Linked DNA regions of Homo sapiens: region 2 is linked to region 1. Evidence: chromatin loops called from intact Hi-C (ENCODE). Cell type or tissue: CD14-positive monocyte. All regions are shown on one strand. Links, peaks and the distances in the headings refer to the core of each region. The heading gives the core; the rest is flanking DNA. Region 1 overlaps JAZF1-AS1 (JAZF1 antisense RNA 1). Region 2 overlaps JAZF1 (JAZF zinc finger 1).

Evidence for each region. Peaks named below come from ENCODE experiments on the same cell type or tissue, not always from the same donor. Only the 100,000 strongest peaks of a DNase experiment are listed, where the experiment ranks them.
Region 2: it touches region 1 in a loop (2.2-fold over the local background); 2 of 110 quality-filtered maps call a loop at or near these places.

Annotation. Positions count from the first base shown.
Region 1 is chr7:28,233,570-28,249,789 of GRCh38, forward strand. It overlaps JAZF1-AS1 (JAZF1 antisense RNA 1), which reads left to right. Exons shown (of 4, transcript NR_034097.1): 4 at 6,888-7,808. Among named protein-coding and RNA genes, the nearest start is that of JAZF1, 61 kb to the left of the region's middle. In CD14-positive monocyte, for the core only: no CTCF peak of the experiment used is centred there; DNase peaks (open chromatin) are centred at 3,922, 6,022, 6,512 and 7,132; H3K4me3 peaks cover 3,752 bases; H3K27ac peaks cover 4,217 bases.
Region 2 is chr7:28,148,689-28,160,896 of GRCh38, forward strand. All of the region lies in intron 1 of JAZF1 (JAZF zinc finger 1), which reads right to left. Among named protein-coding and RNA genes, the nearest start is that of JAZF1-AS1, 26 kb to the right of the region's middle. In CD14-positive monocyte, for the core only: no CTCF peak of the experiment used is centred there; DNase peaks (open chromatin) are centred at 1,923, 3,413, 6,473, 6,883 and 1 weaker place; H3K4me3 peaks cover 4,024 bases; H3K27ac peaks cover 4,186 bases.

The sequences.
Region 1 (16,220 bases), core at 3,087-11,086:
TATGTTTACTTAACAATAAATGGTGAACATTTTCCATGTAAACAAATGCTACTTTAGTGGTTGCAAAGTATTAGATATACCATAGAGTATTTTCTAATCTTCCACTGTTGCACACCTAGGTCTGTTTTCAATTTCATGCTATTACAAATAGGGCCATGATGTACATATTTGTATATATATCTTTATACCTCTGATAAATTCCTTGAAGTAGAATTACTGGGTCAGAGGGCATGCCTATTTCTAAGACTTTCGAACAGATTGCCTAGCCTAGAATATGTGTATCAACAAAGCCCACACCTTATGATCTTTCGAAGTCTTTTCTAGCCTGCCTGCCTGCCTGCCTTCCTTCCTTCCTTCCTTCCTTCCTTCCTTCCTTCCTTTCTTCCTTCCTCCATTCCTTCCCTCCTTCTCTCCTTCCCTCCCTCCCTCCCTTCTTTCCTTCCTTCCTTCCTTCCTTCCTTCCTTCCTCTTTTCTTTCTTTTCCTTTCTCTCTCTCTCTTTCTTCCTTTCTTTCCTTTTTTTCAGACAAGTTCTCATTCTCTCACTCAGGCTGGAGTGCAGTGGGGCGAACACAGCTCACTGCAGCCTCCACCTGCCAGGCTCAAGTGATCCTCCCACCTCGCCCTTATGAGTAGCTGGGACTACAGGTGCACGCCACCATGCCTGGCTAATTTCTTGTATTTTTTGTAGAGATAGGGATCTCACAATGTTGCCCAAGGTGGTCTCTAACTTCTGGGCTCAATCTGCCCACCTCAGCCTCCCAAAGTGCTGGGATTACAGGCATGAGCCACCATGCCTGGCCTTTAACTTTATTATTCTATAATTCTCTCATTCCAATGCCGAAGTATCAACGATTCCTGTAAGACTAGCATGAACCACAATAAGTAAATAGATTGCTTATGACTCCGTATCCAATAGCCCTGAATAGTACATACTTAGAAAACAAAACAAAGCTACTTTACTTTAATATCTCTACCCAAAGAAATAATGTTTTTCCATATTTATAATTCATATAAACAAAACAAACTTGCAGCACTCTAAAAATTGAGTTCTTTAGACTTTAAAACTTAAGGCATTTCTATAACTGCTATTAATCACCAGTCTTAAATATATTATCCTCATGTCTTCAGACTCAAGAAGGCTTTTGTCTATAAGTCCATTCTACATAGCTATTTTATTTGGAAGAGAGCATAACGCAGATGACAAATGATTCATTGTTTCTGGAGCAAAGCAATATTATTCCAGAACAAAAGGAAAGAGAAAAATAGTAACAAACATTGTGATATTTTTGAATTTGGATTGATTTGATCCTTCAACACTGTTCTAAACTATCATATTTCTATTTGATTACTTTTTTTCCTAGTCATATCTTTAACGACAAAAAAATAATGTTTGAAATCTTGCATATGTGCTCGGGTATTTAGTAACTTAAGACATTCGTACTGCATTGAATTCTATCGCACGCAAGAAATTAGAAAACACAAAATCAGTGTAACAAAGCCAACATGGGATTTCTGAAAGGCTTTAATTCAACATTTGTCACAAATGTTGACTAATCACCTTCTCTGGTCTCGTTGTAGTGCTAGGCACCAGAGATAATGCAGTGAACCAGACAGACACCATCCCTAGCCTCATAGAGCTTGCAATTAAAAACCATACTCCAATGGAAATAAGGAAAGAAAGAGGCAAATGCCCAGACCTCTACTTGCTCTTCTGGTCTTCCATTGCCTTCTCAGCTGTTAAACCAACTCTTTGTGTCATTTCCTTTTTGAACAATGAAGGGCCTGCTACTGGCCTAACTTATAAGGAAAAGCTCATAAAATTGATTTGCCAGATTGACTCACAACCCAAATGCATCTCATTTTTATGGCATAAAACGAAGATGTAGTGTGAATAACAAACATACTTACTTTAATGGATGTTAATTGTATTCTTAGTCCCTCTCCAGGCAATTAATATTTTCCCTTGCCATTTTATACATAAAGATCCTCTGAAAAACTCAGCTAAGGGCATAACAGGACTGTTGTCAGTGACCATGGATCCTAAAAGATCCATATAGGCTCCCAGGGCAAGCTGGTCATGGGTAAAACTGTGAAGGTAACGGTCGCTGATCATTGTTGCCTCTCCCTGGAGTGACGAGATATCTCCTTCCCACCCTCTGCATCCAGCATCTCATACTTGTGCCATCCTTTCCTTGTTAAAAGGTTTTCAGGAACTGATCAAGTATTAATGTCCAAAGAATAATAAAACGTGAATTTTAGCGAAAGTCAAAAGGGTGAATTTAGCAGAAAACAAATCTTTAAATCAAAGGGATAGCTCTACATATGTAATTTAAGGTATTAATTAGCATATAGAATATATCTGGGCAGGAGAAAAGTCCAGATATAAAATAACTCTAGAACAAAAATAAGAGAAAACTAGTTAAACATTGGTGGGTGGATGACAGGCATCTGGGTGTAGTAGGGAAAGCCCAAACTCTGGATGAAAGAACATACCTGGGTTCAAATTATTCCTGAGCCTCAGTTTCTCCAACTACAAAGTGGGAACAATGACATCTATAAGATTTTTTCTATTTATGGGATTAAATATGATAATGTATGTAAAGTACATGGACCACATGAGCTTATGCCATCATGAAGTCAGACCACAAAAGTGCTTGCAAATTCTGCATATGCGCACTTCCTGAATGCATTTTCCTATCCGTAAAATGAGGTACAACAGGATTTTCAGCTGAGTCTGAACCCCAATAATTTGGAATACCGATGGAAAATCATGGAAGGGAGAGTGGGAAAAGCAGACTTTGTTTTGTTTTTGTTTTTGTTTTTGTTTTTGAGACAGGATCTCCCTCTGTCACCCAGGCTGGAGTGCAGTGGTGCCCTTTTGGCTCACTGCAACCTCCGTTTCCCAGGCTCAACCGATTCTCATGCTTCAGCCTCCCGAGTGTCTGGGACTACAGGAATGCACCACCACCCCGGCTAATTTTTGTATTTTTTGTAGAGATGGGGTTTCACCATGTTGACCAGGCTGGTCTCAAACTCATGAGCTCAAGTGATCCACCCGCCTTGGCCTCCCACAGTGCTGGGATTATAGATGTGAGCCACCGGGCCGGCAAAAGCAGACTTTTTTTTAAACTTCAGTTTGTTTTTCTAGAGCAAAACAGTGGGGTCTTTAGTTTGCATTAGAATTACTCAAGAAACTCCTCCCCACCTTTAAATGTTCATTTATTTATCACAATGAACAGGAAACATGTAAGCCAGGTAGCTTTTTCCTCAGGAAATTTGTTTTTAAATGCACATTCTGGGGCCCATTCCTATGAAATTCTGATTCAGAAGATCTTTGGGAATCTGCATTTTTAAAAAGTTCCATAGGTCATTCCGAGGCAGGGCAGCTGTGGGCAAACTTGGAGAAACAGGGCTGGAGAGAGAGTGCCTTGATTTCCACTTTGAGAACACAGTGTTTGAGAGTCTCTTTAATGTGGTATTTGGTAATGTAAATGGAAAGCAAAACTCCTTTCCAAAGTGGAAGGATTTAAGACAATGAACAACTAAATTGATTGGCAAAGTAAAGTAAAGGCCGTTTTCATTGTGAAGTGAAATCTTGGCAATGTGTTTCTTTAAGGAAATGCTTCTTGTTCTTAATATAGATTTGGGCTGCTACGAATCTGGATATTCTTTTGGTTCCCAAAGAACCAAATCATTACGCCAGGAGGGCTAGAGCTGAGGTGGGCATGAACAAAGGATGAAGGAGTCTAGTTTCTCTTTGCTAATGTGAACGGAACACAGAGGTGGGCCTGGTAGTTCCAGAGCCCAGCACCTTCAGTTCTGTGCGCAGTTCCCTCTTGGTGTTTTTTTATACCAGATGTTTCAAAATGTGAAAAAGATGCTACTGTCAGCTTGAATTCGGATGCCTTGTCCTTTTCGCAATAGGAGGTGGGGCCTTCCTGAATGTCAGGGCTTCCTGGGTGGTTGGCCATCCTGGAAGGCAGAAGTTTGTGAGCAGTGAAGTTTTCCTTCAAACATTGGTTGGGGCCTGGGCTCTGGGAGAAGACAACTGGTCTAGGGGCTCTTGCTGGGGAAGGCGCTGGCCACTGCAAAGTGGTGGGCGCAGGCCAGGGATGAAGGAGAAAGTGCTAGTAGGCCACTTTCCTCTGGAAGGGCTCCTCTTATGATTCTGCTGGCAGTCACATCCAGTGTGAAGGTCTTTGTTATTCTTTGATCTTTTATTCTTTTTTGTTATTTCCAATCCTTCAGTAAAGTTGGGCACTTGAACAGATTTTTCAGTTCCACAAATTGAAGAGCACCTCCCATATTCTAGGATACTGAAGTTAGCATGGCAGACAAGTGTCCTATCTTTATGGGCTTTCTAACTTTAGATCCTGAGGTCTGAAGGGAATTAAGGAATGAGCTGGCATCCAAAATTGGACTGGGTTGTATGAGGTGAGCTACACAAAGGGTCCGCACTCCTGCTGTGGACCTGGCGGAGTTTGCCTGGAGCGACACAGATCTGACTACTCAATCCACCTTGAGGTTACCACTGATGGTCTGTTATCCTTCTCCCCTATAGAAAATCCTTTTAAATTTGGATTAAAGATTTATAGAGCTTTACTAATGTCTTCAAAGAACGGGCATATGCAGTTTGAACTCTATCACAGAAGCAATTCAGTTCTTTGCAACTAAAAACATTGGCTTCTACTTGAAGTATAAGTAAAAACTGCCTGATTGACTTGATGAAAATGAGAATTGTTTGTAATTAGCAATCACTTGATTGGCATCCAAATAGCAGCCTGTTTGCTCTCTTGAAGCATGCTCAAATCACTCACCATCTTACTTTAAGAAAAATTTCTTTCAATTACAGATGTAATGTATGCTCCTATTGAAAATTTAGAAAATAAAAATGAAGAGAAGGAAAAAAAAGATTATCAATAGTTTCACTTACATATACATTGTGATTTATTTTCTTCTTCTGACATACAAACAGTTGCCACTTTATGAAGGTTTGACCTACAATTTTTCACTTTTTGTACATTGGTACAAAAATGAAATGCATTTAGTAGAAACCATACTCCAAGTATCCACCCAACAATTCTCAGTACAGTATTTAATATATTACATGAGATATTCTACACTTTATTATAAAATAGGCTTTGTGTTAGATGATTTTGCCCAACTGTAGGCTAACGTAAATATTCTGGACATGTTTAAGGGAGACAAGTTTAAACTATGATGTTCTGGAGGTTAGGTGTATTAAATGCATCTTCACCTTATGATATTTTCAACTTAAGAATGAGTTTATTGGGACGTAGCCCCATCGTAAATTGAGAAGCATCTGTATTGATTTTTAAACAGTTGCAATTTCATGGTATATGTGCAATTGCATAGGCTGGTTTCTTAAAAATCTGTTTTTAAAATATCTGCTAACTATATAAAGCAGGAAAAATATCACTTAGAAGTCTACCTCCCAGAGGCTGGGCACGGTGGCTCACACCTATAATCCCAACAATTTGGGAGGCCGAGGTGGGTGGATTACCTGAGGTCAGGAGTTCAAGACCAGCCTGGCCAACATGGTGAAACCCCACCTCTACTAAAAATAAAAAAATTAGCTAGGCATGGTGGCACACCCCTATAATCCCAGCTACTCGGGAGGCTGAGGCAGGAGAATTGCTTGAGCCGGGGAGGCAGAGGTTGCAGTGAGTCAAGATCGTGCCACTGCACTCCAGCCTGGCCAATAGAGAGAGACTCTGTCTCAAATAAATAAATAAATAAATAAATAAATAAATAAATAAATAAATAAATAAATAAATAAAAAGTCTACCTCCCAGAGAAACTATCCCTTCCTTCCTTTAACATCTGGGTGCATTTTCTTATAATTCCTTTTTTTTAAACACATAGTTGTGTTTATGCTGGATTAAAGTTTTGTTAATATGCACAGATCTTGTAAGAAAGAGTTTCAAGAGGCTCAGTTGCAGATCATATCTGTTATTGGTGGTTTAGTAGTCTTTCCCAATTAAACCTCAATGACTCAGGACTCTCAGTATGACTTTTAAAGGTGCAGAAAGCCATCACTTATGTTCCATGGCAGAAAAAAAAGGACGATTATGTTGCACTATGTCATTCTACTTTTGTGCAGGGAAAATACCTTTTGAAAGTAATTCTCCTGGTTCAGTTTCTTAACAGTGTGACCCACATAGCCAATGTTAGCAAGCACTGGAAGAGAACACTATTAATTACAGCTTTAAGTGGCCACTAAACATGCAGAAGATTTCCTCTGAACTGAGAGTTGAAGGATATGGTGCAACAAGCCCATTTCCTGGCACTGGAAAGCGGAGAGAGAGCTGCAGGAGAGGCGGTGGTGAAGGAAGCAGTGCAGGGCCATGCGTGGCCCCCGACGTGGGCATTCGGCTGGAGCTCTTGATTCTAGGTCCCAGCCTGAGTACACGAGGATTCCTCTGGCCTGTTAGCTACAACTTCCTCTTCTGGAGGTCTTACTTGTCATCTATGTCTTGGTCGTCTGCATATATTTTCTAGAAATTTCCTCAAGGTACTGTGATGATTCACTTTCTGAGATGTCACAAACTTGAGAATGACTTACTATTGTCTTCGTATATGTGTGTGTGTGCATACACACACACACACATACATATGCATGCATTCTGGTGTCATGACCCTTTCCCTAAAGTCTTTATTGTCTTCTGAAACTTACTATTATAGATGTCAAGACTGAGCAAAACCTGATTTGCATCCTTTTATAGAACCTTTTGTTCTTCTTATTTTAATTTTTAGTTTAATAATTTTTCTAGAATATATATATTGTGGATACTTGTTTTGTAAACCCCTCAACTATACTTACTTTCTGTGTGATCCAGTTTGTTTTCCCCCTTTCTCTTGCAGCCCTTCTACCGTGAAGGTGAGCCGTGAAGTCTATTGCCCAGGGATTGGGGACGTTTGTATTAAAGAAGGTTTTGGAGTACAGAAGCAGGAAGATGTGTTGTGGAGATGCTGTTGGCAGAAACAACTGGCCTTGACTAAACAAACCAAGAGTTCCTACAGGAGCAGAGGCAACCGGGTGAAGGCTGACGCCCTTGCACAGGCTTGGGCAGCTCTTCTCCACATGTCCACGTGGCTCACTTCCTTACCTACTTCAGGGCTCTGCTCACACGTCACCTCCTCAAGAAGGCCTTCCCCAACTACCCTGTCCTCACTCCCACCCCTTACCCCTGCATTCCCTGTCCCTCTCACTCTGCTGTGGTTTATCCTACCTGACATAGAACAGGTTTATCTCCCTGTTGTCTAGCAGGCTTTTATCCAGTTCTGCTTTGCCGGACTGTATTAAGTAAGTCTCAGTTCCTGGGCTTTATCACTCAGCATGGGTGGAACACACGAAAATGGGATTTTCCTGTTCCCACTACAGCACTTTTCTTGTGGATACCACATCTCCCCATGTGCAATATTCTATTCCCATCTCACTCTTACCTTGTGCAGAGCTATTTTCTCAGAGCATGAGTCTCTGAACGGAAAATCTACTGCTTTGTGCCCTGCCTGAGGATAAGCTTCACCAGAGCAGTCTATATTGTTGTTGCTGTTGTTGTTGTTTATTGCTGTATTCCTAGCTTCTAGAACAGTGCCTGGCATGGCAATCAGTGGCATGAGTAAATTTATGAGTATATATAATGGACAAGTTTGGGAGAAGATAATTAGTTTGGAAACGGGAGAGTTTAGTGGGAGAGACAGGGCCCTGACTACCTCAAAAAGCAGCAGTACTATAAGAGGACAGAGTTTCTATTTTTCTGCCTGGTCTAGGACTTGTACTGGTCTTTCAACTTGAATTCATGCAGCAAGACAGTGGTGGTGAAAAGATAAAGGCATTTCTACCTGGGTAGACAGTTTCTTTTTCTGGAGACAAGAATTGAGAAGGCCTACCAGATTCTGGCAGTGAGTTGACTGTACTTGTTTTTAGCATTGTGAATTTTTGCCTTCATATGAATTTAAGTAGGGAGTTTAGCAATGCTGTTTCAGGGTTTCCATCCAGATTTTCCGTTTCAAATTGGACATCTATTTGCACCTTTAATTCGCGTAACAAATACTTCACAGAGAATACAAAGTTGAATTATGGGCAGCTCAATTCATCCCCCCAAAGGCAGACAAGAGATGGCAGGTCCAAGTTATGCCTATATTACACAGTAGAGATTATTTTAAGTGTTTTGTTATTGCTTCCAAGTTCACACAAATGCTTCTTACTAATTTATATTGGTCACATTCACTATTCTTATTTGGTACTCATTAGTGACTTTGTACTCTCTTAAAGAAAATAAACCTCCAGATTAACTAAAACATTTAAATATGAATTGTACATAGGCTTTATTCATTTATAAAATGCAAAGAAATTAAGATTAAAAGGAAAACCACATCAAAACCCAGAGACATAAATAAAATGCATTTAAATGGCTCTTTGGTAGTTTATTGATGCTGAGATAGTTTTTTTCTCCCCTTGAAAATATATAAAATTTTCTTTTCATCTTCCCTGAAGCATATCCAAATAAGTTAGTGACTACATAATTAATATCCAGGTATTTTGTGATATTTGGATAATAGGCTTCAACTTCTTCTAAACTTATTTTATATTTCAGACCACACATTTGCCGTTTGTTGATAATGTTTTTGGTTGCAGCCTGAGATATTTCCAGGTCTAAAGCCAGGTTCACATTTTGCTTTGAAGAGACAGAAATTCCAAACAAATACAGATAGTCAGGCCATAAACTTAATTAAAATTTCTGCTTTACTGGATGTTACATTAAATATGGCCATAATGCCAAGAGAAATACTTGAAAAATCCATTTGCATCCACATACTGCTGCTTCCACATAGAATAAAATAACAAAATGCTAAGAAGTACATGTTTGTGTGTATGTGTGTGAGAGCACATTTGTATTAAGCTAGTTCTCTCTTTTGGCTGGGTGGCCATACTAGTCATATTTTGACTAATAAAAGATTTTTTAAAAAAAATTTAAAATTAATTTTTTTTTTTTTTTTTTGAGACCGAGCCTCCCTCTGTCACCCAGGCTGGAGTGCAGTGGAGTGAACTTGGCTCACTGCAACCTATGCCTCCTAGGTTCAAGCAATTCTCATGCCTCAGCCTCCTGAGTAGCTGGGATTACAGGCATGCACCACAATGCCCAGCTGATTTTTGTATTTTTAGTAGAGATGGAGTTTCACCATATTGGCCAGGCTGATCTCCAACTCTTGACCTCAGGTGATCTGCCTGCCTTGGCCTCCCAAAGTGCTGGGATTACAGGTGTGAGCCTCGACACCTGGCCTAAAAGATGGGTTTTAATTAAAATCTGGGATTGGCCAGCTCCATATCTGTTAACTTTCCCATATAGTGCTGGAGCACTAATTTAGAGAGCTTTTGAACTACTGTGTGGTTTGTCTGCCTCCTTTTTGTGTAAATCTAGGACATCTTTTTTTTTTCTTTTTCAATTTGCCTGGAATATTTTCTTATTTAGAATTCTATGGAGATCATAACTCATCTCCAGGAGAGTGAACAAGGTCACTCATAGGAAGGTGGAGCATGTCTTTCTTATACAATTGGAAGGGAGGAAGGGACCCAGCCCTGTCATTTACAGGTGAGGACTCTGTGTCCCAGGAGGGCAAGGGAACATGCAGAGTCTGGTGTGGTGAGCACAGGCCAAGCCCTGTGCAGATGGGGCAGTGAGAGCAGAAAGGACGGCTGGGGCCACATTTGACAGGTCTGGTTGACCCTGCAGTAGGACATCATCCAGAATTTCCATTAGATGCCTTAGTCCCAATTCTTCAGAAAGAAGGGCTTGAGAGCAAGCCTATGTATGAAGTCTTTATTGGTGAGTATGATCCCAAAGAGGAGTAGGGTTGTAAACCAGGAAAGACGGGTAAGTCAGCCACTACAGTCAACTGGTTGTTCTGCCCATCAGGACCTTGTGAGGAGCCTAATGAATTGTAGCCTGGGACCCTCTGTCATGGGTTGAATTGTGTTTCTCCAGGATTCATATGGTGAATTCCTAACCCTCAGTATCTGAGAATGTGACAGCATTTGGAGATAGGGCCTGTAAAGAAGTGATTAAGATAAGTGAGCCTGATAGAATGGGCCCTGTTTTAATCTGACTAGTGTCCTTTTAGGAACAGAAAATTTGTACACACACAGAGACATCAAGGATGCATGTTCACAGAGGAAAGGCCAGGTGAGGCCATAGCAGGAAGGCGGTCATCTGCAAGCCAAGAAGAGAGACCTCAGAAGAAACCAACCTGCTGACACCTTGATCTTGGACTCCCAGCCTCCAGAAGTACGATAAAATAAATTTCTGTTGTTTAAGTCACCAGTCTATCGTGCTTTGTTATAGCAACTCTAGCCAACTCATACGTTCTTTGACAGGGAAAAAGAAAGACTTCAAGTTTTGACTCTTAGAGGGCTCGTTGCCTAGCACTCTGGGTTGCATATGCTTGGGTATGAAGAAATTTCCCCTGGAGTCTCATGCATTGAGGTCAACAGAGATGTCCCAGGGCAGGAGATGACAGGAGCACAGCTGGGTGGCAGATGTGAGAAGCAGATTGGAGCCTATGCGGAAGTGGACTGCAGGGGTTGAGAGGTGGGGAGGGGAGACAGGTAAAGCTGGGAGGAGCAAAAGCAGAACTGAAGTGGTGTCTAATACTCAAGGTAATAATGGTATTGATAATAGGGATACTGATACTGGGTGATATTTATTGAGCATATTTTATGTGCCAGACACTGGGCTATGCACTTTACATAAACTATTTCCCTTTCTATCTCACTAACTCTCCAGCAAACACTCTAGGATTTAGGTACCACTCTTATCCCTATTTTACAGACAAAGAAACTGAGGCATAAGGAGTTTCAGGCACTTATCCCAGGGTCATAACAGCTACTAGTCAGTTGCCTCAACTCAAGTGACCTGGCTCCAAATTTTGCATTCTTACTCTGCTTTTTCTTGATGCTGTCATTAAAAAAGTGTTCTAGAAAGATAAATTTGAACAGTTATTTTAATTCATTTTAATTTCATATACAAGTTATTTTTTAAAGAAAATACAAGGTATTCTATGTGCAAGATTATCACAAAAAGATCAATATAATAGAGTGGTTAAGCATTCTGACCATAGAGCCAAGTTCCTAGGTTCAAATCCCAGCTCTACTATCTTCCTGCTATGAGAATTTGGGAAAGTTACTCAACTTTTCTGGGCCTCACTTCAAACCTGTGGATGATAAAAACAGCCCCTACCTCATAGAGTTAGTCCCAGTTTTCCAGAAAGGGAAGGATTAAATTATTTAATATACATAAACTGCTTTTTGTACGTAATGAGTACTAGAGGTTTTTATTAGTATAATCTTTAAAAATAATTTAGCTGGGCACAGTGGTGCAGACCCGTAGTCCTAGTTACTCAGCAGGCTGAGGCAGGAGGATCTCTTGAGCCTAGGAATTTGAGGTATACAGTGAGCTATGATCATACCACTGCACTCCAGCCTGGGCAACAGAGCAAGACTTTGTCTCTAAAAAAGTAATAATAATAAAATAATACATAAATAAATGAGGAAAAATTGACCAGATGTGACTTTCAATAACTCTTACTCATATTAAATTCTTGAATTTTACATGTGGATCTCTGAATTTTTGCAACACTTCAGTTGCCATGTAAGCTAAGGGACACAGTTTTTTTGAAGTACTGGTCACATGTCAGCTGTTAAACATCACGTTACCGGCATCATAAATGAAGTCACCATTTGGCAAATAATTTGTTGGCAGGAGTGGCTCTCACCAACAGGGAAAACGAAAAAACACAAATAAAATCCCTATTGCAATTATTTAACGCATTTCAGACACATGGCTCAGCAATTTTTTCAACTGCAAATCTCTTTTCCTTCCATCTTTGAACTCAGATGGCTGAGCTGTGCGGAGGAATTGAACTGTCCGGTAAATCCATTTATTTATTTATTTATTTATTTATTTATTTTTTCTGTAGCTGTCACTTATCTGCAGGTGACGCTGTTTACCACAGAAAAAGATAAGCACATTAGGGAAACACATGCATGGTCTTTGTCTTAAAAGGCCATAGTTTGTTAACTGATTGCTTTAAGTTAACGTGGGGAACCCGCATGAATGGTTGCAATAGTTGTCCTTATGTCATTTCCTCCCTTTCAAGTGTAGATAGAGCAAGTTTCCTCATCTGAGAAATGAAGGGGGTTGGACCAGATATCCTCCAAGCTCCCTTTTGGCTGTGACATTCTGTGGCTTCAGATTCTCTTCTTCTTGGGCAGGGTTTTTGGTTTTTAGGGCACTGAACCCAAACAGCCCTACCTGCTAATTTCAGTTTGGGCTGCTGTGAAGACAAAAGGCAAGGCCTGACGTTTCAGTAAAGCATTATAACATATAAAGTGGCTTCACATATGCATCCTTTATAAAATCCTCCCAGAAACTTCCAAGGAATTTTGCAGATGAGGAGAATGAGATCCCAGGAGGTCAAGTGACTTGTCCAAGGCCACACAGCTTACAGGAAGCAAGGCCAAGTTTAAAACTCAAGTCCTTTTATCTGTTGGTGCAGTGTTATTTGCAGCATGCCACAGTCCCTCACAATCCAAGGGATAAACCTGATGAGATTATGTGAACTCTTTCAGTTCCTTCAGCCAATCGGCCAGCATTGACTCTACTAGTTCTGATTGGGTCATGTGTATAACTCTGAACCAATCATTGTGGCAAGGGCAGTGTAAAATTTCTGATTGGCCAGACCTAGTCACAACCTTCCCTTGAAACGTGGAGAGGTTCCCTGAAACACAAAGCTAAAAATAGGAGATGAAAAAAAAAAAATTAAGGGCCCTCATCAGACAAGACAGAATAAATGATGCACAGAAAAATAAGAAAATTCGCATTGCCCACAGAGAAAGAATTTCCCCTAAGATACACTTCAAAAAGAAGTTGTTTTAAAATGTTTTATTTTCTATTTTGTCTTAATTGAATTTAATTTTTGCAAAAGCAGTTTTTTTTGAACTGATGTCAAATCGAATACTAACTCAAGGGTGGTTGAGGGAGCACAATGATAAAAGCCCAATCATTTCAAGTACAGGGATTTCTGAAATTCACATCCATTTAGTGCATTTGGGTCCCAGCTCAAATGAGATAGGCTCATTCTTCTTTGGGAAATGAAATAAGGATTTGAACTGCTCTCAATCAGATCAAATCAACAAACATTTCTTGGACACCTTATGTGTAAGGTGCCCAGGATAAAGAGAGGTGGCTGAGCCAGCCACGTTTCCAGCTTTGTTAATTTGACAATACCTTCTAGTTTTCTGTTTCTTGCCTTGTGATCCCCAGATTTTATACCTGTGAGAAATTTTACTTGTTGGGCGTGCATCATTCACATTCCCTTTGGCTTCTAGAAGCTGCTCAAAAGGTTTTTTTTTTTTTTTTAATTGCTTTTGGATTATATTCTGTTGAGCAAAACTTTCCCCGTGGTTGTTATGGCAACTTTCAAATTGCAAGAGTTAGATGTCAGCCCAGAGGTTTGACAAACAGATGACTTCCAGACAGAGGGGCTGATTTAGGAGTTTTGGATGGGGACACAGGGCTTTTACTGTACTCTGAATTAGTTTACATAATTTGCAAATTGTTTTGGTTCAAGTAAGCTAACCTCTGAACCAACCATACAGTGTTCGGTTACATTCCAAGTCCCTACAAGGAACTACTCAATTCATTCATTAATATTCTGTAAGTTTCAACTAGCAGCTAACTAGTTAGCCCATAGATGTGGGGGCAGTGGACGGTGTCTGCATCTTGCCGTTGTTAGCAAGCTGGGTGCGGTTGTGCTTTTGCTTCACATGTCTCCTAACTCGTCCTCAAGTTTTACTGGCTTCCAAAAACACGAATCCATCCCATTACTAAACCTCTGTCCAGAAGCCTGACTCTTACACACTATCTGGGACTACCTGGGACTGTTAGGCTGAATGTGATTGCAAATCATAATTTTCTCAGTGAAAGGAACGTGTTCCTGTTAAATTCAGGGTTGTGGCTTCCCCCTCCCAAACCCCCAACAAAGACTCTTAGTCTACCTTTTCATTGAGAGTCTGTATAGTTATTTTTTGTTTTTATTGTTATTGTTGTTTGTGTTTTCATTAGGACAAAGAGTTATTTGTAGTTCCAGTTCTTGAAACTAAAGTCTATTCCTTTAAATTGTCATGTAAAGGAAATAAAAAAAAAAACTGTTGAGAGGTAATTCACATACCACAAAATTCGCCCATTTTGAATATGTAATTCAATAATTCTTAGCAAATTTACAGAGTTCTATAACCATGATCACAATCCAAATTTAGAACATTTCTAACACCCCAAATAGAAACCCAGTGCCATTTTAATCACTTTCCAGTCCCACCCCAGCCCCAGGCAACCAATAAAGAAGGATGATTTATCCTTAGTCTACTTGGCTTCACTACTAAATCCTCAAAGTCCCTTTTGGGATTCATGAATGACCATCATTCCAGGAAAAAAATAAAGGAAACAAAACCTTTATTACTTTTTTCCTGGTTATAAAAGTAAGACATGCTTATTGTGAAACAAATTCAAAATTTAAAGAAAAATACTTTTAAAATATGTGATTTGTAGCAGAAAAAAAACCATTGTTATATTTTGGCATGAAATATTTCAGGTTTTTAAATCATATTAGAAACAATAAATATTTATAGTGGAAAATTGGGAAAAATACTTAGAAGCACAAATAATTTTAAAAATCACTTAATTTCACTATCCAGAGATAATCTCTATGTATTAGTTAGCTTTTTCAGTGTAACAAATGGCCTCAAAGAGCTCAGTGGCATAAAACAATGAGCAATTATTTCTTGCTTATAGTTCTATGGGTAGGCTTGGGCAGCTCTGTTTCATGCTACAGGCCAATTTTAGGTTTGTTTCACAGATGTCACTTTATTTCTTAAACTCAGTAATTACTTGGAACATGTCTACTCAGAGGATTAGTGGAAATGTGATATTTCTTAAGGCCTGCCATCAGACCTGCCATACTCCATGGCCCAAAACAAGGCACATGGAGAAGTCCAACTTGAATGGGCGGGGAAGCATACTCCTCTCATGGTGATACTGGGGGAAGGGAGCCAGTATTTGCTAAACAGTATATCAGTACCCTGTAAAGATTTTGATGTCTAGTCTTTTCTTTTTTCCCCATATAATATTTGTATAAAAACTTTTTTCTGTTATGAAAATGGGTTCTTTCTAATAAGCACATGAAAAGATGCTCAACATCACTAATATTAGGGAAGTACAAATCAAAACCACAATGAAATACCACTTCACACCCATTAGGATGGCTATTCTCAAAAAAACAGAAAACAACAAGTGTTGGTGAGGATGTGGAGAGACTGGAACTCTTGTGCACTATTGATGAGAATGAAAAAGGGTGCAGTTGCTACAGAAAACAGTATGGCAGTTCCTCACAAAATTAAAACTAGAATTACCATGTGATCCGGCGATTCCACTTCTGTGTGTACACCTAGAAGAACTGAAAGCAAAGACTTGAACAGATGTTTGTACATTAATGTTCATAACAACATTATTCACAATAGCCAAAAGGTAGAAGCAACCCAAGTGTTCACTGACAGACAAATGGATAAACAAAATATGGTATATCCAAACAAGGAAATATTTTTCAGCCTTAAAAAAGAAGGAAATTCTGATGCATGTTACAACATGGATGAACCTTGAGGACGTCATGCAAAATGAAATAAGCCAGTCACAAAAGGACAAATATGAGTTCCCTTATATATAAAGTACCTAGAATAGTTAAATTCATAGACACAGAAAGTAGAACTGTGGTTCCTAGGGGTTGAGGGGAGGGAGAAATGGGAAGTTATTGTTTAGTGGATACGAAGTTTCAGTTTTACAAGATGAGATAAATTCTGGAGATGGGTAGTGGTAAAAGGGGCATAACAATGTGAATGTACCTAGTGCCATTGAACTGTACACATAGAAGTGGTTAAAGTGGTACATTTTATGTTAATTTTATCATGATAAAAATGGTTTCCTTTGCTACATATGGTTTTAATTGCCTTGTTAACATTTCCATGTCAATAAACGTTATTTTGTAGCATTATTTTAATTATTTAATTATTTTTTATTTTTTATTTTTTTTCGAGGCAGAGTTTTGCTCTTGTTGCTCAGGCTGGAGTGCCATGGCACAGTCTCA
Region 2 (12,208 bases), core at 123-8,122, 88 kb before region 1:
AGTTCCTTCTTAAGGTTAGAGATCTTTTTTAATGAAATAAATTAAAATGCATGGTTGCTGCACTCAATAAGCTCATGAACTAGCTGTGAAGACAAACTCACTGCACTTGAAACAATCAGACAGCAACAAAGGAACGAGGCAGGATTCACTGATTCACTGCTGAGTGAATGACACATGCAACTCAGGGTCTGGAGGAGGAAAACCTCCTTGCGGTTTACGCAGTCAGAAATGGGCAGCTGAGGAGTCCTTAAGGATAGGCGAGGTTTCTACTTACGTTGGCTTTACTTATCTATTTTACTGCTCTCATATTAACGAAGAGATGGTACTCAAATCTTTCCCCCAATCCAAAGTCAAGTAGAGCAAAAATAACTCTTTGTCTCCTGGCATTACGTGCTGTCCCCATCATTTTTGGTGAAGGAATCAGGATGGTGGGCCACCTTTCCTGTGCTACCAGGGAGCATTCACACATAGGCTGGGCTGCAGAGCCTGTAAACAGCCTCCTCTCCTCAAGCAGCCCAATTTCTCATATCTTAGCAATTGAACCAGACAACTATATCCCCTTTCTTGCTCTGTCAACAAATGCATGAAAAGCCTCTTTTTTTCTTAATGCCTATCAGACTGGAAAAAGTGCCAAAGAAGTATGTCGCCAGTGTCAAGAAAGACGTCCATGGAGAAAGAAAGGGCAACAGTTCACCTATTTTTTTCCCTCTGAAGATCAAAATGTAAACAGGCAGGCAAAGGCAGGCAAGCAGAAAGGCCTGGGTCAAACTCAAAGTTCCCCACCCCACCCCCAGTCTCTCTGCTCTATGAGACCCTGTCTTTTTGGGCTATCGCAAGTCCTCCTTGGCATGCCTCCCTCACCGGTGAACTTCTCAGTGTCAGAAATAGGGAGGTGCATCCAGTTGGTAAAAGCACAGAAATAAAGAGGCAATGGGAAAGCCTGAACCCACAGGTTCAACTAGATTCCCACACAAGCACACATTGATCTTCAATTTGAATCAGTGGGGGGAAAGGTCACTTATCTTTAAATGTGAGAGCTGTCTAAAACGAATGTATCTGCTGAAACATGGGATATAGCAATGGGCTAAATAATTACTGATTAATTCACTTAGCAGTCACCTCATTTTCTTCCCATTGTCTTCCCTACGTTTTCTTCCCCTGAGGAAATAAACACCCTGATGAAATAAAACAAAGTCTCACAATGCTGATTGGAAAGTCCCTTCTGGCAGGAGCCTCAGCAGTGACCACTAGAGCAAACACAGCGCCCACGTAATCTGCAAGAAGGTTTTACCTTCCTCTATTCCCTTGCCAGGAGCACCCTGACAAACATTACCTGGCTTCTTTGAAGATAGGTTTTCTGAAGAGGATTCCATTTCCTTCAGGAACTTTCTAGGGGAGGCAGTCAGAGGACTGAGTAACTGAAATGAGTGTTACTATAAGGAGGACAGGATCATCTTGCCCGGTGGGGAGGCAGGTCCAGAAAGCTTCGGGGGGCAGGGTACTGCTTCAGGGAATTTTGACAGAATCTGTCATCTTGTCAAAGGTGGGCATTCAAGGAAGTAGAAACAGGGTGAGCAAAGATGTGCTGGGAGGACTCAGGGAATTGCCAATAATTTGGCACAGATGGCCTGCAAAAGAATTGCTTCCAGACTTTTGGATTTCACAAAGCAGGCCATGAAAGAAAAGTAATGCCCATGGAAGAGTCCAGAAAACAAAGATATTGACTATCATTATCTTCATTTTGTAAAAGAAACAACAGTTTAGTGCACACATTCATCAAAAGGCATCACCTTCGAATAAAGGCCACAAATGCCGCCGTATCTAACTTGAAGAAACAGTCATGACAGCGTGTCTATGTTTTTTTCTCATTGCATGAGGACCGGTGGGAACACTGTCATGGGGCCAGCCCTGGTCTGCACATTTGGGCATGATGACTACAGGGCACAGGAAGGGGCTTTCCTCTCCTAAGAGGCCACACAACTTGCCCAAGCCTCACACGGGGGAGACATTAGGAAGCACTCAGGTGGGGTCTGAAGGGAAGCCTGTGTGTCCACCTGCTTCTCATGCTACAGGCCACTTCGCCTCCAGGCCCATGCTGATGGCCTGACAACTGAAGGAGACTGGCTCTTGAGGTCCAAAACTCCACCAGTCATTTAAGTGTCTGCAGGCAGCATGTGAAGTATAGTCATCAAGTATTTTAGATAAAAATGTGCTCATTCGATAGGTAACGCCATTAAAAATTTCATGCATGAAGAATTTGTAACTAGAAGTGAAAAAGTTTTAAGTTATAAGGCAAATGGAAAAGCACAATACAAATTATACATAATAATTAATAATGTAAATAAAGACTGAAAGGAAAGGCATCCAAATGTTAACAGCAGTAGCTCTTGGGAGGGGGGATTTTCGATATATATATATATATATTTTTTTTTTGAGACGGAGTTTCACTCTGTTGCCCAGGCTGGAGTGCAGTGGTGCGATCTCAGCTCACTGCAACCTCCACCTCCCGGGTTCAAGTGATTCTCCTGCCCCAGCCTCCCAAGTAGCTGGGATTACAGGCACATGCCACCACACTCGGCTAATTTTTTGTATTTTTAGTACAGACAAGGTTTCACCATGTTGCCCAGGCTGGTCTTAAACTCCTGACCACAAGTGATCTGCCCGCCTTGGCCTCCCAAAGTGCTGGGATTACAGGCATAAGCCACCATACCTGGCTTGGAGGGGGAATTTTAAAAATGCTTTTCTATGTCTTATAAATGTACTATAATTTATTTTCATGTTTTCCTTTATTTTCTATATTTTCTACAATACTTTCAAAAACAAAGGATGAGGCCAGGCACGGTGGCTCATGTCTGTAATCCCAGCACTTTGGGAGGCCAAGGCAGATGGATCACTTGAGGTCAGGAGTTTGAGACCAGCCTGACCAACATGGTGAAACCCTGTCTCTACTAAAAAAATACAAAGTTAGCCGGGCATGATGGCGCATGCCTGTAATCCCAGCTACTTGGGAGGCTGAGGCTTGAACCCGGGAGGCGGAGGTTGCAGTGAGCCGAGATCATGCCATTGCACTCCAGCCTGGACAAAAAGAGTGAAATTCCATCTCAAAAAAAAAACACAGAGGATAAAATCTTTTAATTTTTAAAAGTTTGAGTCAAAACTAATGTTTTTAAAAAACCTGCATTATCCAATTGTCATAAATTGCCACAATTCACTCTACTAGTGAAAAAACAAAAAAGAATTGTGGCTCATGTTGACATATACTTAATAATTATTTTTCTTTCTACTTTAGTATATCTATCTCATTAGCATTTTATTTTTAGATTTCCCAAATCAAACCAGCAGCTTCATGTCTTTACGTAGTTTCGTCCTCACATGATGATGTGAGAGTTTCGATTTGACTTAATTATGTCACTATGCAGAGGAAATTTAGCTAGGTCTGTTGATGAATCAGAAGTTCTCTTATATAAAACAACAACAACTACTACTACAGGTCAGCTAATGATATAGATGGTTTTTAAAGGAAATGAATCAGCTTTCATGGTTTCATGACAGGGTTGCTAAAACTTTGCTCTATACGATTTTCCCATATTTGGCTACATCTCTTCAACAACTTCACAAGTATTCATCTGAATACCTAAAAGTCCTGTATTTGGAATAAATCAAAAGGCTTGACTTACTACTCATGAAACCCTGAATCTAATTCCCTGGCCAGGGTATAAGTAAGCTGGCCCTCTGACCCACTCCATCTCCCAGTTACCCCACTGTGCTACTGAGCACACCTTTTCCTCTCCCAAACTCTACTGCATTTCTTCTAATACTCAATGCTTCATCTATGCCAGGCATTGGATTAGTTTTTTCTATCTCCCATTGACTCAGAAAAGGGAAAAGAAAAATCAAAGGCCATATAAGTAATAACAAATGAATCCTGACTTACTATTCCTTTGTAAAAGAAAAAGATAAAAATTAAAAATTCGACTCAGGAAATACAAGAATAGTAAGTAAATACAGCGAGTTAATGAAGAATTACAGATAAGAAAGTAGTGATTGAAGAATGAGTTATGCAGAGGCGAAATTCAGCTAGGTCTATTGACACAGGACAGGAAAAGGAAGAAGGTAGGAGGTTTGAAAAGGGGACACTGCAAAAAATGGCAGTGGAAAAAGTACAAGAAAGATACAGAGATAACCCAATACAGATACACAGAAATACATTTGAATTTTACAACTTTTTCATAACTATTATGATTACATGTTTTTGAAAACAGTGTAAATTGGTGTTGCATTTTCACAAAGCCGTATTATATAGTTTCTTAGTTTCTAGGGAGAATTTTTAAAATTTATAAATCATGTAAAAGGTTTGTTGAGCAGTCTAGGTAATTTCCAACTTCCAGAGACCAATGTCCAGTTCATTATAATTTCTCCCTCGAATCAGCACCTCCACTATGGCCCTATGAGCAGTGTGGGGCCACTAGTACTCTCCAAGGGTACACTACTTGGTTTGCTCATCTTGGAGCATACAGTTCTTAACACTGTCAGCCAGGAAGTGGGCTCTCAGAAAATGTTTGCTGAAATAAAACTAATGAAATGTAAGCATCAGGCTCTTTGCGAATGATAAAAAGCATCACACTTCCACTAAAAAAAAAAATTAGCAACAATGTATTTTATAAATTTATTTTCCTAAAGTCTATATTTAGAATATGATTATTCAAAAAAGTGAGTAACTTCTATTGGGGAAATTTTCATTAATAACCAGATTGCAGGTTTTTCCCAACTATAATAAAAAGGCAAAGACCAAAACAAAACCAAACAAAAAAAGGATTGTTCAGTTCTAGATGACGATACCAGGAAATTCTACCTGAGGCAAACCTATCCCATAGCCATCTCCATTCTAACTGTCTCACTCTCTGCAGCCATACTGAACAAACCTATTCCCTCTTTCTTGACAGCCCTCCTCATATCTGGAACTATGTTCTCTTCACCAAGCTAAGCATTACCAGTCCCTCTTCTCTTCCTCATTCATGGCTTCCAGAGCCTTCATTTCTTGATAGCCTTTCTACAGAGACTTATTTCATTGAATATGACAATCAGAATTGATGTGGTCTGGCAATGACCACGGTGGGGTTACCACTCACCATACCCAGAAATCCATACCTCTATTAGGGGTGCTTTGGGATGTCTGCAGCTCAGAACTGTTTGCAAAACATGTATCCTCTCCTGCCCTCCACCTACCTGCCCCTCTACCCCCTCCCCCTGGAACAATTATCATGAGACTCTAAGAGAAGTCCCTATCAAAACTTCACTATGAAAAATCCAGGGAGAACACTGGGAAATGCCAAGAATTCTCAGTCCCTGGGTACTTTCATAATGGGATGAAGAGGTACACATGAAGATGGCCCCTAACAAAGCCTCCCCGAAGTTTTGGGGACTGCTGTCCTCCTTGACTGACCCCCTCCCATCCCAACCCATGAGGGTAACTGGCTTATATGACTATTTAAGAAAGAATCTGCAAAGCGCAGATGAGCTTTTGCTACAATCCCACAAGTTGATCCCATAATCTAAGCTGTCCAGCAACAGAATAGACCTGAAATAAGCTGATGTGAAATAAGCCCTTAGTGATCACAATGTTCAAGCATGGCAGAGGGCCACTGTCAGGGTCCCTACAGAAGTCTCCAATGGGTAGAGCAGATGGGTTTGAGACCACTAATGACTCTTCTAGTACTTAAGATATGATCATTATACAGCCTCTTCAAGATCCTCTGGTCAAACTTAACCTCATATCCAATAGTCTGATGTTCTGGAGTGAGTGCAGGACTCAAACATTTATTCAACAATCAACCAACTAACTAACCAAACCACATTTACTGAATGTCTCTTGAATGCCAACCATTGTGCCATACAGGTGAAAAAGGAATTCCACTCACATTCTCTGGCCAATGGGATCCTTTATTTTTCTGCTTGATCTTATTAATCTATCACTGAGCAACCTTAGGCTGCTGCTGACAATTAATACTAAATAATTATTTATGATTCCCTATTCCTACCTTTTATTAATTATGGTACTTAATTTCTCAGTTTCAAAATTTCTGTAACATCATTGATTATAAATATATTCTATTTCCTACTAAGATGATGCCTACAATATTGAAAAAAAAAGGGGGCTCTCAATGATAGAAGGAAAAAATGGCCTTTTCTCCTAAAAACAATTATATTCAAAATAGACAAAACATACTAGGGAGAGAAAAAGGCAAAACATTAAAAAAAAAGAAAAGTAAAAGCTTAGAAGTAGATACAGTAAGATATTTGCAATTGCTATCTGCCCTTGCTCACTAAAACTAAAAATAAAATTGGCTTGCGGTTTACTAAATTTGGTTGCAAGTACTTTTCCCCACCAAACCACTCTGCAATCACATCAGTCACTAATGAAAATGATTGGGAGGGGGGATGGAAAGGAGGCTGCAGTAAAAACACACTGTATATTTTCTGGAACATATGATGAAACAGAAGGTTTCACTTCTTGTTTCAACCATTTTAGCACCTTCTCCTTTTACTCAATTTCAGGGCATGAAAGAGACTGGGCAGTTGTGCAGAATATGAGGAGAACTCATTTTGAGAGAAGATTAAAACCTGGCCCACTAATAAACTATCTTCAGTTACTGTACACATCAGTCAAACCAAATAATTCACTCTCAGTTTAACTCATTCTACAGGGCTCTGGAATAATACATCACTCTTCTGATAGAGGCACAAGTCCATTAATTACCAAACTGTGCTGCCACAGAGTTATACGGTCTTCATTCTTCCCCTATAAAGTGTGTTTTAGTTTTCGAGGCAAGAGGAGAAATTCAGAGGGGAAATGAGTAATTTAGGAACCTTTTACAGCTCTCTGGCCTGCACTAAGTAATCCTTTCTTCCCTTTCAGAGTTAATCATCAAAGGTACTGAACACAGTATGGAGGGCCTGGCCACCCATGCCCATTCAGCAACTACAACCTCCACCTAAATTCAGAATTATCATACAAGAAATGACCCATGCAGAAGAGACCAAGAGAAACAACCACATCTAGGCTGTGACAGCACAGAATGTATGTGTGTGTCTGTGTGTGTGTGCACGCGCACATGGGAAGTATAGGAACCAAATACCTGGGTCCAAATTCTAACCCTGCTTCTTCCTGGGAAGATGATCTTGTGCAAATTAACCTCACAATGCCTCTGCTTTTTGATCTGGAAAATTATCTTAAGGGTATAAGGGTACCTACCTGATAAGGTGTCTATGAGGTTACATAAGCTAATGTAGGTAATGTCCAAATCACAGTAGCTGGTATGTACATATACATACACCCTTGATAGATACCTTATTCATTCAATCCAAATTGCCACTCACTCCAGCACACTGGTATCTCTGGCTGCCAAGAGTTATGCAACAACATACTTAAACACCAAATCATCTAAATCATTTGGGTGGAACCATCGATCCTTAACCAGGCTTGTGAAAGGTTCTCTTGGCTCTGTTTACTTTGGACAGGCATCAAGCGTCTGTTTTCCTCAGAATCTGAAAGTCACTGGGTCAAGGCTGTAGAGGCCCCTTTTCACACAGAGGAACCAGTCAAGGACTGAGATTGCTCTGTGTGGTGGTGGTGGTCACCTGGCCAATTGCATGGGGAGTCACTTCGTGGCTTTGGCAGAGTCTGCCACTGTCTGCTAGAATAAATGTGGAGCCAAAATATGATTTGTCTATTTTGACTTGTGTACATTTTCTGAGTACAAGAGACTATTGATAAGAAGTTTAGGTAAGTGGAGAAAATGTTTGTTGATTCCCCAGAAAGCACAAAATGTTCATTCAGTGAAGAGAGAAGACCATTCGCTCATTATAGTTATGAATTAACGCTACATCTTCTACAGCAGAGGTTCCCAAGAGTGTATTGAAATTACCTGGGAATTTGTTGAAACACAAATTGCTGGGTCTCAGCCCCATAGTTTCTGATTTCGTAGGTGTGGGGCAAGAGGACACAGTGTTGAGAATCTGCACATCTAATACAATAATCCAGAAAATACTGCTGCTGCTTGTCCAGAGACCACTCTTGGAGACCACTGCTCTATAAGCAAGAGTACGTCACCAAGAAATTTAAATTCAGATCCTAGAACTAGAACACTACCAAGCAAGGGGGGAAATCATTCTTATGAGACAGTCATTGAATGAATGCATGAATCAAAGGGCAGATAAATACCTTCTCTTCCATCATATGCTACATTTCCCATATTTGTTTATACCGGACTCCATACTACGTATAAATAAAGACAGTCTTCAATATCCATTAAGATGACCTTCGATATCCTTCAACCAACCACAGTGGATTCTGAAAGCATACATACATGTGCATGCACACAGCCCCTGTGGTGGTCTGCTCAATGTAACTCAATCTCCTCTCTCCTTCCTTTTAATAGCAGAACCTCCAGAGTGTCTGCTGGGCAAATGGCTGCCCAGCTGCAGACTGATCTCCTCAGCACCCCCACAGCTAGGTGTGCCCACTAAGTCCCTCTTCCCACAGGCTGATAAGCAGACAAAGTGAGAGGAGGCTGGCCTCAAGCACTGAGTCAGGACCACAGCCTAGAGTAGAAGGTGGCAAAGTTCCTTTGTAAAGAGCCAGACAGTGAATATTTTTGGCTTTGTGGGCCCTATCAGCTCTATCACAATTATTCAACTCTGCCATTGCAGCACAAAAGCAGTCACAGACGGTATAAAAATAAGGAGTATGACTGTGTTCCAATAAAACTTTATTTATGGACGTGAAATCTGAGTTGCAAATAATTTTCACATTTTTTCCAACCATTTAAAAATGTAAAAGCTATTCTTAGTATGCGGGCTGTACAAAAACAGGAGACAGGCCAAATCTGTCCCAAGGGCAGCAATTTGCCAACCCCTGCCCGATGGGAAGATGACACAAGACAGAAGGAACCCATCCTTAGACAGCTTCGTGGAGGAGACATACTATCCACCCTGAACCACAGTCTACTTCCATTCGTGACAGAGACAGCTTTTATCTTCTTTTAAACAATTGATTTCAGGGTCCCTGTTAATGAAGCTTAGCATGTAATGCTAACTCATGCACCTACATACACAAAATCACATTTTGGTGTGACACGGTTTGAGTTTAGTACTGTTCAAAATGAACAAAAAATTAAGGAATGGAAGAGTCCCCTTTATTTTTTTTTAATCCCCGATGTAAGCTTAAATTCCCCATGGTCTCCTCCTAAGTTTCTCAAGTAGCAGAACTGATAGGAATAAACACTCATGTTGGTTCCTGCAGCAGGGATTGCCCAATGTCTATTCTCTCTTTATCTCTGCATAACAGAACCCTGCACAATGTGCCCTGCAGGGGGAATTATACTTCTCGACCTCTCAAAACTTGGTTGAGGGCAGGCACTCTGGGCCTAGGGAGAAAGGAGACCACATTGAAAACACGCGCGCACACACACACACACACAAACACACACACACACACACAGAGAGAGAGAGAGAGAGGGAGAGAGAGAGAGAGAGAGATACTTCCTAATGCTGCCTGGGCCTCACCCAAAACCCATGGTCCATAGGGGACTGACAGGAGATAAAAAGGCAAGGAGGGGTAGCCAACGTAATGGAGGCAGTAGTTATTGGTGGGGCTTTCCAGTAAGCCCTTTTGGCCTTCCTGCCCTTCCTTCTGGAAGCCTAGAAATCAGGAGTGCTAACGAAAGGGGAAGAGAACGGCAGAGACTCCAGCTGGCACAAACATCCTGGACCACTGAAGACAGCAACAGGTGAATTCCAGAATTCTTGACTTAAGCTGCTGTGTCAGGTGTCTGTTACTAGTAGCCAATGCAATTCCAATTCCCATAAGCCCCAAATTAGATCCTATTTCCACAACCGAATAAAGGTAGCACCCACATCAACGCAATGCACAGCTCTGAGATGGAGAGAATTCTCAGATATAAAGGAGCAACAATACATGGGGCTAAGATGCGGGTCTCATAGGGTGACTCTGGGAAAGCCAGTTTTTTTGCCTAAGTCCTCTCACCATCAGTTTACCCAAATAACTTCTGACTGGTCCTCTGTAGAAGCAGTCCTATCTTTGATTGCCATTGAGAATTCAATCTGATATGGACATAGACTGGGCTTAATGATGTCGAGCATTTGAATGAATGTCAAGAAAATGAGCTGCTCATTTTGGCTCTCCACTCATGGCTTTAGGCCTTGGACCAGCCTTCCCTGACTGAAAGCCAGTCAGTAGGTCAGAACATCCTATGTGCCAGCCACTGTCCTGGGCCCTGGGAACTGCAGTGCACTTGGCTTTGAGTCCCTGCCCTTAAGGAGCTCACAAGCTGATGAGGGGAGAGAGACGCTGAACAAACAAATACATAAAGACAATTTCGATAGAGGAAAGTTTTATGAAAAGACATAACGGGGTAATGCAATAGCAAAATAGGCAGGAAGGTGGGCTCCTAACTCAGCTGACATGGAGAGAGAAAGCCTCCGAATAGATGAGACTTAGATGCTGAGGGGATATTCATAGGAAAACCCAGGGAAGTAACTGGGAGTGGGGTTGATGGGAACTCCCTGTACTACTTTTGCAACTTTTCAGTAAGTCTAAAATTATTCTAAAAATTAAATTCATTTTTAATATAACAAATTTTTTAAAATCTAAAGAGAAACCCAAGCAGAAGAAACAAGAGCAAAGATCTTGAGACATGAACAACACTGGCCAACTCAGGAGAGGAGGACCGTGAGTGGGTGCAGCACAGGAGCAGAGAGGAAGGCGGGAGGTGGGACCTTCGAGGGGGCGTGGGCAGGAGGTGTTGAGACCGTAAGCCCTGGGAAGGTGTCTGGGTTTTCTTTTGTTGGAATGGAGAGCCTTGTCAGCACAGTGGCTTGACATGATTGACATTTTGAAGGATCACTCTTGCCGCTGTGGAGGACGAGCTCTAGGGTGGTGGAGAAAGTAGAGGCAGGGAGGCCCAGGAGGAGGCTGCAGCACTGGGAGATGGGGCTTCAGTCGCAGTCTTCAGCCTCCTTACCAACTGCAGGAAGAATCAGTTTTACCTAGTAAAGTTCATTCTTCCTGGTGTACACATAGCCTATTATACTGTAGACTGCATAAAAACGGGGAGTCTAGATTCTCATACTTCACTCCTGGTGCCTGAACAATTTTTTAAAATATTCACCCAAGCCCTGATACCCCTTATAAGCGAAACCATAATTACGAAATAAAGTGCTTTGAATTAAAAAGTTGTTTTAGGTTAGATTGTGATAGTTTAAAAATGGCTACTTCATGAGTTTGATTTGCTTATAATAGCAAAAAAGCAGAACTTAACAGAATGATGGGGTGATACTGCCCTCCAGGTGGTGAAAATCGGTTCTGGGTGGGGTACGGAATCTCACTCTAAGTGTAAAGCACAGATTACATATAGGACATCAACAGATGCACAGTTTATCTGTGGTATTAAAATCTCATGAGGAGGGATGGGAATAGGAAAAAAATGTCAAAAAAGGCTCCAGGATATGGGGGTACATAGTGAAAAAAGAGTTGAGAAACGTGAATTTGCATAAACACCCCAAATATAGCATAACCCAGGCAGAACTCCGCTGTCACTCTCTCCCCTCACCCTGTTCTACCTTTCTTTCCAGCCCTTACCACTACCTAATATGACATACTTTTGTTTCTTTGTTGTCTACCTGTGTCCCCCATCTAGAATGTAGGCTCCATGAGGGCAAGGGCTTTGCTTGTGGCTGCACCCCCAGCACTTACAGAAGGGCCTGGCACACGGTAGGCGAGGCTTGTTTTGTGAAGGGAGGCTGTTGGGTGAGATGTCCTCAAAGGTTCCTTCTGCTGCAAACTCTAAGATTCTCAGATGCCCTCGCAGCATTGTCAGCCACAAAACATCGTTTTAGTTCCATCCCAGGAGGCCATTCCTTGCATACCAAAACCATCTCATCAGAAGGTGGCCCCACTTATGATCTCCACCAGCTGTGTTTTAGGAAGGTCACGATATATTTATCGAAACAGCTCCATAGTCAGAAACTTCAGCATGACAGTACCTCATGCTGCATCAGGTGATCATGAAAAGATTACAGGCTTTCTAAAATTATCAGCAAGATATGGACCTTTATGGCTTGCATTCAGCTTCTAATTGTCAAGAAGGAGGTAGTAAATCATTTGGAAGTTTGTTTTTGGTTTGGTTGG